Linked DNA regions of Mus musculus: region 1 is linked to region 2. The links are chromatin contacts, found by Hi-C or POLR2A ChIA-PET in ENCODE. All regions are on one chromosome and are shown on one strand. Each heading gives the region's core, a stretch centred on a gene start or an enhancer-like site at or near the end of the contact. The rest is flanking DNA. Distances are from core to core; before and after follow the strand shown.

Region 1 (6,621 bases), core at 1,339-3,838, 620 kb before region 2:
AGACTCGACCCTTGTAGAGCACGCTATGTTCCAGCTTCTTACCATTTTACTTCTGACACTTAAAACTGGTGACAGCCATTTTCCATGGTTTGGAAGAGAATGTCACTTCCTTTAATCCTTGTGTAGTGAAAGTACCCCCTTCACAAAATGAGACTAAGTGATGCTATTTAGTTGTATTTATTTTTCTACAGGTAGTAGATGATATGGAATAAAACATTTCCTCTAACTCCCTTTCCTACCTGTGAAAACTCCTTAATGTTATCCTAAATGGCTCTACAGAAATATGTTTTTTGTAAATATAAACAAGTTCACAAAGTGTATGTATATGCTTTAATGTAAGCTCTCCCAGAGCTTCTGTGATGTTCTGGAATAGTTCATACACTATGTTTATTCCTAGTGTGTCTAGAACTTCTAGAATTGTCTGGTGAAGTCGCTGAAGAACAATCCCTGGGAACTGGGAAGGGAGGAAGCCCCTTGTCACCTTCATTTGGTGATTTCTGGCTTCACTCAGGCTCTCCACATTCCTTTTGTTAGTAGTCACCTGACATGGTTTTCATCTTTTGTTTGAGAATAGCATTTTTCTTTGTAATCCAAAGGAGAATGATCGTAAGCCATCACAGGAGTTTAGCCTAATTGTCTTCTTTGATAGGAGCATTGTTTTCTATCTTGTTAATATTAAATTGCTTTAGAACTTTGCAAGTTCTTTGCTTTATGTATCTTTGTGATTTTTAAATATGCCCTGTCTTTACTTTTTTTTTTTGGCGGGGGGGGGGGGTTCGAGACAGGGTTTCTCTGTATAGCCCTGGCTGTCCTGGAACTCACTTTGTAGACCAGGCTGATCTCGAAATCAGAAATCCTCCTGCCTCTGCCTCCCGAGTGCTGGGATTAAAGGCATGCACCACCACACCCGGCTCTGCCTTTACTTTTTATTTGTGGAAAAGAGGTCAGTACATTTGCTCCTCTAACTTTGGCCAACTATATACCTCACTAAGGACTATAATATTTATACTTGGATTGAACTCATAGTCTTGACCTTTGCCCCAATCTTTTTCAGCAGTTAAATAGATTTTAGACCACAATTTTCCCCTGTGAATTTTTTTTTTTAGTTATTCTTTTCCTAAATGTTTATTTTTGGTTTTAATCAAGTATATGTATTTGAATCTATGCATGGATATGTAGACGTGTGTGCAGGTCCCTATGGAGGCCCAAAGGGGGCTTCAGAGTCCTTGGGGCTGGAGTTACAGGTGGTTGTGAGCTTCCTGGCATGGGTGCCAGGGACTGAGATGAGCCATCTCTCTAGTTTCTCTGCCCATGTCTTGATTTGTTACACTTCTGTTGTCTTGTTTACCAGCAAGGTTTTTTAGAACAGTTGAAAGTAATTTCCTTCAAATCTTGGTATTTAAATCAAAACTTAGAATTCTTTTAAACTACATGTTGAAATTTTCTTGATTTCAGGGAACTCTTTAAATATATATATTACTTTCAAGTGTATACATATACACACACACACACACACACACACACACACACACAGACACACACATATATATATAGTATGTCTTATCGTCTTATTTCAATATATTCTTCTATGAGATCCTGGTATGTTATCTAGGGCATTCTTACTTATCTTGCGTATCTGTGAAGATATAGTGGAATATTCTTGGCTTTTTAATAATGTAATCTCTGTGAAAAAGAGAAGATAAGAGAATTTTGGTCAAGAGATGTAAATAAATCTTCGTTGAGTATTAGTAGCCAGATTGCAGTCAGACACCAACCAGTGTGTGATTTAACCAACACCCTTCCTCAGGTTCTAAATGTTAAACTGAGCCAGGGAATAGACGTGCTCAAGGGCAGTGTAGGTTTCATTCCTGTTGAAGCATGAAGCAGAGACTTGGCTCAAAGCACCAAGTGTCAGCCTGACCGAAGGGAAACTTGAGCCCCTTTAGATGATGATTCTCTGTACACAAAGAAATATTTCGTCTACAGGCTATGAACTATAAATTAAAAACAAACTTTAATTAAATATTTATTTATCTCCTATAAAATACAATGACAAAAGTGAATATGTGACCATTACTTTCAAGTCAATTTCTGGATTTCTGGAGTAATATTTACAAGGGCTCGGGTTATGAAATGATAATTCTCTATAGATATATGGCATTGCCAATGAGAAAGAGTGAACTTCACTGTCTCCAAAGGAACAGAAACAAGACCTTTCAGCTTTCATGTATCTGACTTATTCCAGGTAGGTATAGGCATGAAGTCAAAGAATAAAACCATGTTGTCAAACAAATACCTTGCATTACTGGCTTAGACCAAGCCTGGGGCTAAGTGAGAGCAGCCAGTGCAGCTCTGTGCCAGATATCCACTTTAGGTTGTTTTGAGTGACGTTTGATTTTCAGTTCTTACTCAGAGGAGCATGGCCCATGGCAATTTGTAACTCACAGGCATGAGAGCATGGAAGTCCAGGTTCTGCATGACAGAACTAAAAAGGAATCCACAGGAAGCGAGTGGGGTCTGTGAAGTGTGCCAAGAGGGCCGGCAACTTAAAATTCTTCAGCTGCGCTGTGCATTACACATCGGCCGGCCCTTCTATGGCTATCACACAGTTTCCCTTTTCTGGGGTTTCCTCTTTTCACTCTCTGCCAGAGAGAGGAGATAACAAAGCATTTCCCCTTGCACATACTGAAATCAATTTTGCCAGTAAGTACGGATCCTAAAATGAAACTGTCTTGACCCTCTCATAAAAGGAGGCATTTTCAATTGCCTGCTGATAGCTGTGAAGTATATATCATTTTTCATACTCTTAGCCTTAGTAATCTGTCAGGTGTCTGGACATTTCATTACCAGCAATGTTTTACCATCTATCCATCTCTGCTCTTCTAGGTGCCTATTTTTAACACAGAGACAATAGATATCAGCCAGTCAATAAAGGATTATCCTGATATACGATGTTTAAGAACAGGTATCCTGGTATCAGATAATGTGGTACATCTGGGTTGTGTTCGAAATTCCCTCTGAGCATTAGAATTTGGTGTCATACATGATGAGGCAGAATTCTTTTCTTTTAAAATAGTATCTACATAACTAGATCATATGATATGTTTAACGATATCAGTATTAAAAACTATGAAAAATGCTATGAAGAAAGAGGGCTTGATAAGGGGACAGAATGACAGGGTTGTACTTTGGGTACAGTTGTTAGACAAGCTGTTCTGGGAAGATTTTGTTTGGACAAGGGCTTAAATGAACTGGGGAAACAAATCATAAAAGCACTGGGAGGGAGGGTTACAGGCAGAGGAAAGAGCAACTGTAAGGATGCAAAAGAAGAAGAAGAAGAAGAAGAAGAAGAAGAAGAAGAAGAAGAAGAAGAAGAAGAAGAAGAAGAAGAAGAGGAAGGAGGAGGAGGAGGAGGAGGAGGAGGAGGAGAAGGAGGAGAAGGAGGAGAAGGAGGAGAAGAAGGAGAAGGAGAAGAAGGAGAAGAAGGAGAAGAAGGAGAAGAAGGAGAAGAAGGAGAAGAAGGAGAAGAAGGAGAAGAAGGAGAAGAAGGAGAAGGAGAAGGAGAAGAAGATGATGAAGAAGAAGGAGAGAGAGAGAAAGAGAAAGAAAGAAAGGGAAGGGAAAAAAGAGAGAGAGCATGAGAAATAACATAATTTCATGGATAGAGAAGATAGAGTGTAAACAATATTCCTGTCTCTCTTAGAAACCATTTGCCATCTAATTCAGCCAACATCCCAGTAAGATGAAGATCCTCTATGATGCAAGGCAGCAGTCCTCCAAGTATGGTCTTGGTACCAGTGTTAATAGCAGTTTTGGAACCTTATAAATAGTACTCATTATTGGACTCCACGCCAGACTCTTGCAGGATATTTGCTCATACCTTGATCCATAAGACTGTGTTATTTACTGAAAAAAGAACAAACACTAAAACCAAACCAACCAACCAACCAACCAACCAAATAAACAAAAATACCAAAACCAAACTGTTTTTAGTTGTGGTGTGGCTCAGCCCTTAGTATACACACCTTTAATCCTACACACCTTTAATCCCAAACAATGAAGGTAAAGTTAGTTAGTCGAAGGAAGTACCCATGTCTGAAAGTGATGTCTAATTGAGTGGCAGATCAAGTAGCAAATCAGAGAAAGATTTGATAGGATACACCCAACACTCACAAGAAGAGAGAGGAAAGGGAAGCTATTTAAGGGGCAGTGCAGAGAGAGAAGGCAGTTTTATTGCAACAGTTATAGAAAGACAGGTTGCAGAGGGAGAACAAGCTAGACATAGATGAAGACAGAATGAGCCAAAGAATGAGAAGGAACCAAGAGACTGGAATATTGCCACAGTTGGTGTGAGTCTAAGCAGAGCAATTCAGAGGCAGAAAAAGAGACACCAGATTGAATCAGTTAGCTTGGAGAGGAGTTTGAGTCAGAACAGCTCAGTTGTACCAACCTGCCAAAGATCAGAAGGAACAAGAAAGGGGAAACCTATTCAGCAGCAAGTCTCAGAGGCTGAAAATATTCTAGGCCTAGATAAGATTGTACAGAAGTGCTAGCAAGCTTCCAGGACTAGGCCTAGGTTAGCAGATGAAGGCAGTATGCCTCTGAGATGACATTGAAATCAGGTGAATAAAAGTTACTATTACACCAGACCTAGTAAATGAGAATTTCTAAGGGAATGGCCCAACATTTTGTTTTAATTAGACTCTCTGATGATCCTAATGTACATTGAAATTCGACCACCACTTTCAGTGATGGTTGAATCTTGTCACTACTAATAATTAGATATGACCTCACCAGCTATAAACTCTGTGCTTCACGTAGTCTCTCTGTTGTACTCTCTCTCTCTCTCTCTGTGTATATACATATATACTTGTGTGTTTTCATATATATATGTGTGTTTTCATATATATATATATGGATGTTTTTATTATATATGTGTGTATATATTAAATATACATATATGAAAATGAATAAAAGCAGAAGTGAACTAACATTATCCTATTTGTAGATTAAATGGTCTCATCTATATAAAAGCTAGAAAATGATGCTTCAAGTTCCTATTACAAACAAGTGCTAAATGACAAGGTAAAGAAGACAGATATTTCCCTGGTTCACATATAGCAAGATAAGACAGGCAGTTGGGTACGCACATTCTCAATTGATTGAATATAGAATTTTTCATGATGGCATAAAGTTGGGGATCAAGGAAGAAAGAGGGTAATTATGACTGGGAAGAGCAGAGATGCGGGGTCACTTTCCTAGATGTGACATATCTATACAGAGCCAAAGCTATCCTTAGTCTTGACATCATGGAAAGGCTGGGATTACTGAATTCCTAAGAAGAAATTATTTTTGTATATATGCATGAGACATGAAAGTGCCAGCCATCAGCTACATTATTGCAAGCAATAAGAGCCAGACTTAATTAAAGAGGAAACTGTAAGATATTAATCATTGAGAACAAGAAAAATAAGGACAGAACTGAGCACAGATCTTAAGGGGCCTTTACATTTCTAGTATACAGCCAACATCAGTTTCCCTACTTTTCTCTCATTCTTGTTTTTGAAGGAAATCTGGAGGCAACCACATTATTTTGATAATAGCAGGAACAAGGGAAAGCAAAGGCAGGAATACGTCTGGAAGTGGAGCCCAGACAGAAAGACCCTTTAAGGGTTCAGCTTTCCCTTCTGTTCTTATTCCTTCCTTCTCCTGTTGATGTCCAGAATGACAAGCTGTCAGCCTTTGGAGAGACAGTGGGAGGGGCAGAAGGAAGGTGGGAACGGAAACAAAATGGAGGCAAAGGTGAGAGAGGCTCAGGGAGTCCCTTAGAGATTCTCTGTTCTTAAGGCCTGGCTGCCGGGAGCAGAGTTTTTGACACTAAAGTAGCAGAGTCTTGGAGTTTGAATCCTTTGTGGCACATTATTTATGACTGAGTTCTTTGTAAGTAGTTATTTTTAATGACTTTGTTCCCACACTAAGCCCTTGGTACCACTGTGCTAGCACAACCTTGTGAAACATTGACCACTTTGTTCTGTTTATAAAGGATGACGGATTTACAGTGCTGAAAATAAAACCCACAGAGTCCATAAAGCCCACACTCTTGGTCCCAGCTCTTACCTCACTCCGCATTTAAACAGGTTTCCCCAGCCACAGTCATAACCATGGTTTGGTGCCTTGCTCAAAGATGGAGGCTTGCAAACGGTGACACTCTCTCCCAATTAGAGGCAAAAGCATGGGCTTCTCTCTGTTCCTGTTCTCAGGTTTCCTGGTGGACAGGAGGCATGATGAGGCTTTATATAAACATTACCAGTGTGCATTACCTCTGGGTAGTTTGAGGTTTGAAATTTTCCACTCTTAACAGACACTTAGCACATTTCCAAGAGAAACAAAGAAGCCTTACTTTAGCACTACATAATGTGTAGTTTCAAATATAATTAGATTGCATACACATAGTCACACTCAGGGAGACATAGGATGTCAACTCCTAATTTGCTACCAAAAACATTGTCTCCAGTTATTTTCCAGAGATTAGAGTGGTAACTTCAGTAATTGAAGAGGGGGATAAACAAAGTTAGCATCAAATTATAGTCTGACAAAACTTTAAATTCTGCATTTTAAGGT
Region 2 (6,136 bases), core at 512-3,011:
CACATACAAATCACCCCTAGCAATAAAGACAACCAAATAGCCCGTAACCAAGGGGGTGCTAGGAGCTTGGGGGAAGGGAGCACGGTGAGCTTCCCACCCTAAAGGTGTGCACCAGCGGGGAACCCTTTAAGAGCAATGACAGGTCGGCGGCAGTCAGCCGTGGGTGGCAAGGGAGGTCGACAGAGGATCGCCACCGCTCGCGTCGCTCCAGGCCTGCGGGGAAATCCCGGGGCGGCAGCGGGGGCTCCGGTCGTCCCCCGCCTGGAGCTGCCCCCACGCGGCCCCGGTCCCCCCGCCCCCGCGGCGCGCGGCAGCCGGAGCTGGGCTCCCCCCACGCTCTCCCGCTCTCTCGCGAGTCCTGTGCAGGCCCTTCCCGCGGAGGGGGAGGGGGCGCCCAGGGAACTGCTGCAATGGAGCGCCTGGAGCAATGTGCCGGGGCGAGCCAGTCCGCGGCAAGCCATGGCCACATTAAAATGCCCTATTAATTTTTTAAAAGCCATAAATCACCTCCCCTCCCTCTACAAAGAGCAAACCATAAACCCGATCCCATGCAAGCCCGCGAGCAGCCACCCACTTCCTATTTCTGTCACAGCAGCTACACCCTGCCAGCAGTCACCCCCCCCCCCGGGCGCCCCCTCCCGCCACCGCCACCCCCGCCACCGCCTCCCAGCCACTCAGCCATTTGCCAACTGCTGCCCCCCGTCCACGAAAACAAACAAATAAATACATAAATAAAAATAAATGCCCCGATTAGGGCCGGGTGGGCGGTGTGGGGGCAGGGCGCGGCGAAGGAAGGGATCGCCTCTTGCAGGAGATCCTAGAAGGTCCCCGGCGCTAGCCGGAGAGGGACGACCGGGGCGGGGGAGGGGAGGACAGTCGCCTGCGGCACTCGGTGCACCCCGGGCCGACGCGGCGCTGCGCTTACCTTTCACCACCCTGTCGGTCGTCGACAACTTGGGATCAATCGCCTTGGGCTCGGACATCTCCAGCCACCGGGAGGGGGGGACAGCGACGCGCTGCTCGTCCCGTCCGACTGCACACCCCGACCGCACCGGCGGGCCAGACACTCAGCGCCGCCGCCGCCGCGCTGCAAACCGCTCGGCTGGAGCTCTGGGCTCTGGGCTGGCTCGAAAGTTACTGCCGGCTCCGCGCGTCCCTCCTCCGCCGCCGCCGCCTTCACTCCTCCTCCGCCGCCGCCAGCCCCGCCGCCTCGCTCCGGGCTGCGCGTGTGTGCTGGTTATTTATTTATTTTCTGAGCACGCCTCCCGGTTCTTCTTTTATTCTTGGGGACGGGGCGGGGGATGGGGAGGAGAAGCACACGCGAGCACCCACCCCGGCACCGACACCGGGCGCCGCGCAATGGAGCCCCCACGCGCGCACACGGTCGGGATTAAGACCGATCACATGGGGAGGGCCGGGGGCGAGGGAGGAGAGGCAGGGCCGCGGATGTCAGCGCCGCCAGCCGCGCCTCGGCTTCCCGGTGCTGGAGAGGCGGCTGCCGCTGCGGCCGCCGCTGCTTCCCCACGCCGATTGTCGCCGGGCGCCGCCGGGGCCGCGGCAGCCGTAGACGTCCCGCCGCCGCGCTCGTCCGCGATCCTCCTCTGCCTCGCGGCGCCGCTGCTTCTCCACGCACAGGCAACAGCCGCTGAGCTCGGTGGACACAGTCCGGGGCACAACCTCGCCTCCGCCGCCGCGCCGGCCGCCGCCACCACCGCGCCCGCCTCCGCCTCCTCCCCTTCCTCCTCACCGCCCCCGCCTCCAGCGCCCTGGCCACCTCCTCCTCGGGGTCCGCCTTAGGGCCCGCCCCACGTTGCACCTCGCAAGCTCATTGGCTGGAGAGCGCGTCCCTCATCGCTAAGGCGGTGGTCTGGGTGACCGCCCCGCCCCCTGCTCTGTTTTCTTCAGGGTGCCAGTCAGTCCCGTGGGCCTGCTGCCTCCACCGCCCTGTGACCGCTCAAGTGTCACTGGAGTGGGCAGGGAGGAGGGAGGCTGGACTGGGAGTAGGGGCCGGGAGGAGCTGGGCTGCTGCGTGCCCCCGCGCCTGCCCACTCCCGAAGTCCTGCACACACTCCCGGGTGGGTCTCGGCCGCTCCGAGTGTGTGAGTGGCCCGCAGTAGTGAGTTCGGAGACCGAGGAAGGAGGAGCGCCGGACGCTCCCGGCCGCGGCGCAGCTGCTGTCGCTGCCGCAGCTGTCCAGGGAGGATCGCCAAGGAAGGCGACGAGTAAACAGCTTACCTTGGGGAGGCAGCTCTGCCTGAGCTAGGTGGACGGGGATTACTGATGGTGGGGTGGTTAGGACGCGTGCACAACTTCACGGGAAGAAACGAAAGTGTGTTTGGGGCGCTGCGGGACGCGGTGGCTGGCTGGCTAGCTATCCAAGGTGGATGGGAACAGACTGGAGCCTATGCGACCCTGGCTGTGCTCAGTGACCCTGGATGCCCTAGGAGATAAGAGGAGTCAGAAAGACTCGGGAGAGGTCGCCTTTTCCCTGTTCACAGGAGCTAGCAGTCACTGGTGGCGATAGGTGACACTAAATTTCTTCCTGTTCCTTCCAGTCAGTCACTCAGTGATCAAGATGCATGTAGGGCCTTGGCTTGTTGCAGTTTCTCACAAGTCCCTCATAAGAAGGAAAATAAGGGACCGTGTATGAAATGCTCTTCAAAATATCTTCTGCCTCCTGAGTTCCAGGACAGCTAGAGCTATACCGAGAAACCCTGCCTCGAAAAAACAAACAAACAAACAAACAAAATATCTTCTGGGCACAGCCCTCCCCCTGGCCTACCACAACCCCAAGGACCAGCAAGGAAATTATGAAGAGAGCTGAATAAATTTCTCACCCTTGTCCTTCCTGTTTTATTTTCAAATTCCTTCAGTATCAGGGTTTTCGTATTTCCTGAATTGGACTGTAAGCTTAATAAAGGGCCTACAAAAAGGTGTGGGAAGCTGCTGGAGGCACACTCCATTAGTCCCAGCATCTGGGAGGCAGAGGCAGGAGGAGCTCTGTAAGTTCCAGGCCAGTCTGGTCTACAGACTGAGTCCCAGGACAGCCAGGACTGTCTTGGGAGGGGGCGGGGGGGGGAGTTTAGGAAGCTAGGAGATGGAGCCAGGAGAACTGATCTGGCCACAGGGATTAGATGAAACTCAAGTCCAAAAAAATACAAATTTAATAGCAAATTGGTGGCTCTGGGGCATGACAACTAGGTAGCCTCAAGGATTTTAGGACAGAGGATGTGAGAAGGCTAGCCTGCCAGTCAAAAGGAGAGATGGAGTGGATGGTCACATCCCATCCGCAAAGGGAGGCTGCCCTCGTGGCCAGATTTCTGCTGCTAAATTTGCCACCTCTAGGGTCCTTGCTTTCAATAAGATCTATATAGCCCAGTGGAATTTTCAGGGAACATGAAATTATCTACAAGAGGACTCTGTAATCTCCTCAGTTAGGGGTTGTTGCAAACAGCCTCCTGGGCTAGAGCAGAGCTAGTTGCCAAGGCAGATTTGGGAAGCTGGTCCCTGGCCAGATGGCTGGAAGAGAGGGAAGGACGCCAAGACCTGTGGGTGAGCAGGGCCTGCTTCAGGAAAGACCAGGAAACCTTATCTGGGGATCCTCACTTTGAAAGCCAAGACTCCCTCACCCCCACGCTGCTCACAGATGCAACTGTTATTTAGAGTAGCTCTCCCCTGGGCATAGGAAAGGCATCCTTGAGCTAGGATCAGGGGCTGAAATTATCAAACACATTGAAAAGTTTGATAATAGAAATAGGAACTAAAGGTAGACCTTTCAGAAACACCCTTCAGTCCATCCCAAGTCCACATAAGGTGTGTGTGGGGGGGGGGAGGGGGTGACAAATAGTAATCACTTTGCACAGCACATCTTTCTATCATCAAATACTTTTAGTGTGTGTGTGTGTGTGTGCGCGCGTGTGTTTCCCTAAGCACTGTAATGTAGATGCATATTAAGTAAAGTTGGATTCTTAAGTACTATACAGGACAATGCCAACCAAGGAATAGCTAGGTCCAGACACCCGGCCTAGTCAACCAGATAGCCAGTCATCCCTTCCAATGGCCAGCTCTCTGCTATAGCTGTCCCTTTCCTTTTCTCCTTAAATCCTGTTAGAGTTCCCAAACAGCTCTTGACTATATTCAAACTGACAAAGATTAGCTTACATTTGGAACTCACATTTTCACTGTGACAGGTTCAGTTTTCAGGAGCTGACTTTGGAAATGTCCTTTGCTTATGAAGAGAAAGTAAAGATTTTTTAAAAAGTCATAAAAGACAACATTTCATACACTACAAAAAATAATACACTTTTCCTTCCTTTGTTTAATTATCTCTAGGAAGCAGCTTTCCTGTTTGGAATTCCCTTTCACAGCCCAACCATAATGAGTCCATGCGATTAGTTCTTGGTATTGATAATCTGGGCCAAGCTGTCTGTGACATGCCAGCAGAGTGATGGAGCAATGATACGCACCCTTCCATCTGTAAGCTTCTTCAGCTGAATACAGAGCTTTCTAAGACCCTGCTATAGACAGAGTATCAAATAGCGACAAGTCTTATTATGACAACATCAAGAACTGTTGATCACCTCCTTAGAAAGACTGCATGAGGCTTTAAATAAAAAAAAAATAGTCATTTCTGTGTTAGTCGCTAAGATTTATCGATGTATCCATTAGGAAATTAATATACAGCCATTGCTTATTTTATTCCAAAGTAAACTGTGTACTAAGATACAGAAGTGCTACCTCAGTGTTATGTAAGAGACTAAAAACATTCACACCTGTCTTAATACATGAACATCTAATCTTCATTTCTGTAAACAAACAATTCATGTACCAGTTATGTTTTGAGCAACTGTGCAAAGTACTGGCTCATTTCTCAACAAATGTGAAGAATAAAGGATTCAGTCAGATAATTCCCTTTAGTCTTGATGCATAGGTCTTACAGATAAGTTATCCTTGCAAGGATCAATGTGTAAGGCGCTGCTCCCACAAAGAGTTATGTACTGGAAGATTGATGGAGTGTCTTAGTTAGGGTTTTACTGCTGTGCACAGACACCATGACCAAGGCAACTTTCAAATGGACAATATTTAATCGGGGCTGTCTTACAGGTTCAGAGATTCAGTCCATTGTCATCAAGGTGGGAACATGACGGCATCCAGGCAGGCATGTTACAGCTGGAGCTGAGAGTTCTATATCTTCATCTGAAGGCTTCTAGCAGAATACTGGCTTCCAGGCAGCTAGAATGAGGGTCTTAAAACCCACACCCACAGTAACACTTCCTCCAACAAGGCCACACCTACTCTAACAGGGCCATACCTTCTAATAGTGCCACTCACTGGGTCAAGCATACACAAACCATCACATGGAGGGGATGTTGGGGTGCAGATTTGGGGGTTTGTAATCCACAGTACTGAAGTGATTTGCACAATTTTCACATCATAGATAGTGAAAAACAACTTGTACTTTTTATGTGAACATTATGTGCTGGCACATAATTTTGTGGTTTTTGTCAACTTAATACAAGCTAGGGTGATATGAAAAGAAGGAAGCTTAATTGAGAAAGTGTCTCTAGAACTGGCCCATAGACGTATCTGTTGGGCATTTTCTTGAGTAGCGATTGATGGCGAAGGACCCAGTCCACTGTAGGTAGTACCACCATCTGCAGGTGATTCTGGGTGCTTAAGAAATCAGACTTAGCAAGTCATGGGAAGCAAACCAGTCAAAAGCACTCCTCCATGACATTTCCCTCAGTGCCTGCCACCAGGCTCCTGTTCGAATTTCTGCCTTGACTTCCCTCGGTGATTAAAGTAGTACCAGGAAGTAAAAGAAGAAATAAATCCTTTCCTTTGAAAGTTGGCTTCAGTCCTGTTGCTTTATCATGGGACTAGAAATCCTAAGACATCTGCTTTGTTAGTTCCAGAGGAAATAAGTAAGTAAGTAAGCAAGCAAATGGTAGATAAATAAATAAGAAAGGGAAGATGGAAAAGAGAAATGAATAAAGGAATTAAATATACTGTGTTCTGTATTCTATTCAGAGAAGAACATATTTTTCAAAATCTGGACATTTCCTTGGTTCATTGGAATAAACTCAACTTACATCTCTTGAATGTGTTTTTAAATTCAGTCACTCAGCATTTTCTT

Evidence for each region. Hi-C counts contacts between places; a loop is a spot of excess contacts on that map. ChIA-PET counts read pairs that join two places held with the same protein, here RNA polymerase II (POLR2A).
Region 1: a map of Patski shows a loop between it and region 2 (2.1-fold over the local background). The contact joins the enhancer-like site here to the promoter of Ppp3ca in region 2. A Hi-C loop is called at or near these places in 1 of 37 maps with a recorded cell type or tissue (Patski). POLR2A ChIA-PET finds 5 or more read pairs at or near these places in 1 of 5 experiments (Patski).

Annotation. Positions count from the first base shown.
Region 1 is chr3:137,289,263-137,295,883 of GRCm38, reverse strand. It overlaps Gm567 (predicted gene 567), which reads right to left and starts at 6,267. Exons shown (of 3, transcript NR_163863.1): 1 at 6,118-6,267. Within about 2 kb of position 2,588, at least 1 of the 3 ENCODE cell types and tissues checked has a DNase peak (open chromatin) inside an H3K27ac peak, as active enhancers do.
Region 2 is chr3:136,665,691-136,671,826 of GRCm38, reverse strand. Ppp3ca (protein phosphatase 3, catalytic subunit, alpha isoform) reads right to left here and starts at 1,761. Exons shown (of 14, transcript NM_008913.5): 1 at 926-1,761. The coding sequence starts at 983.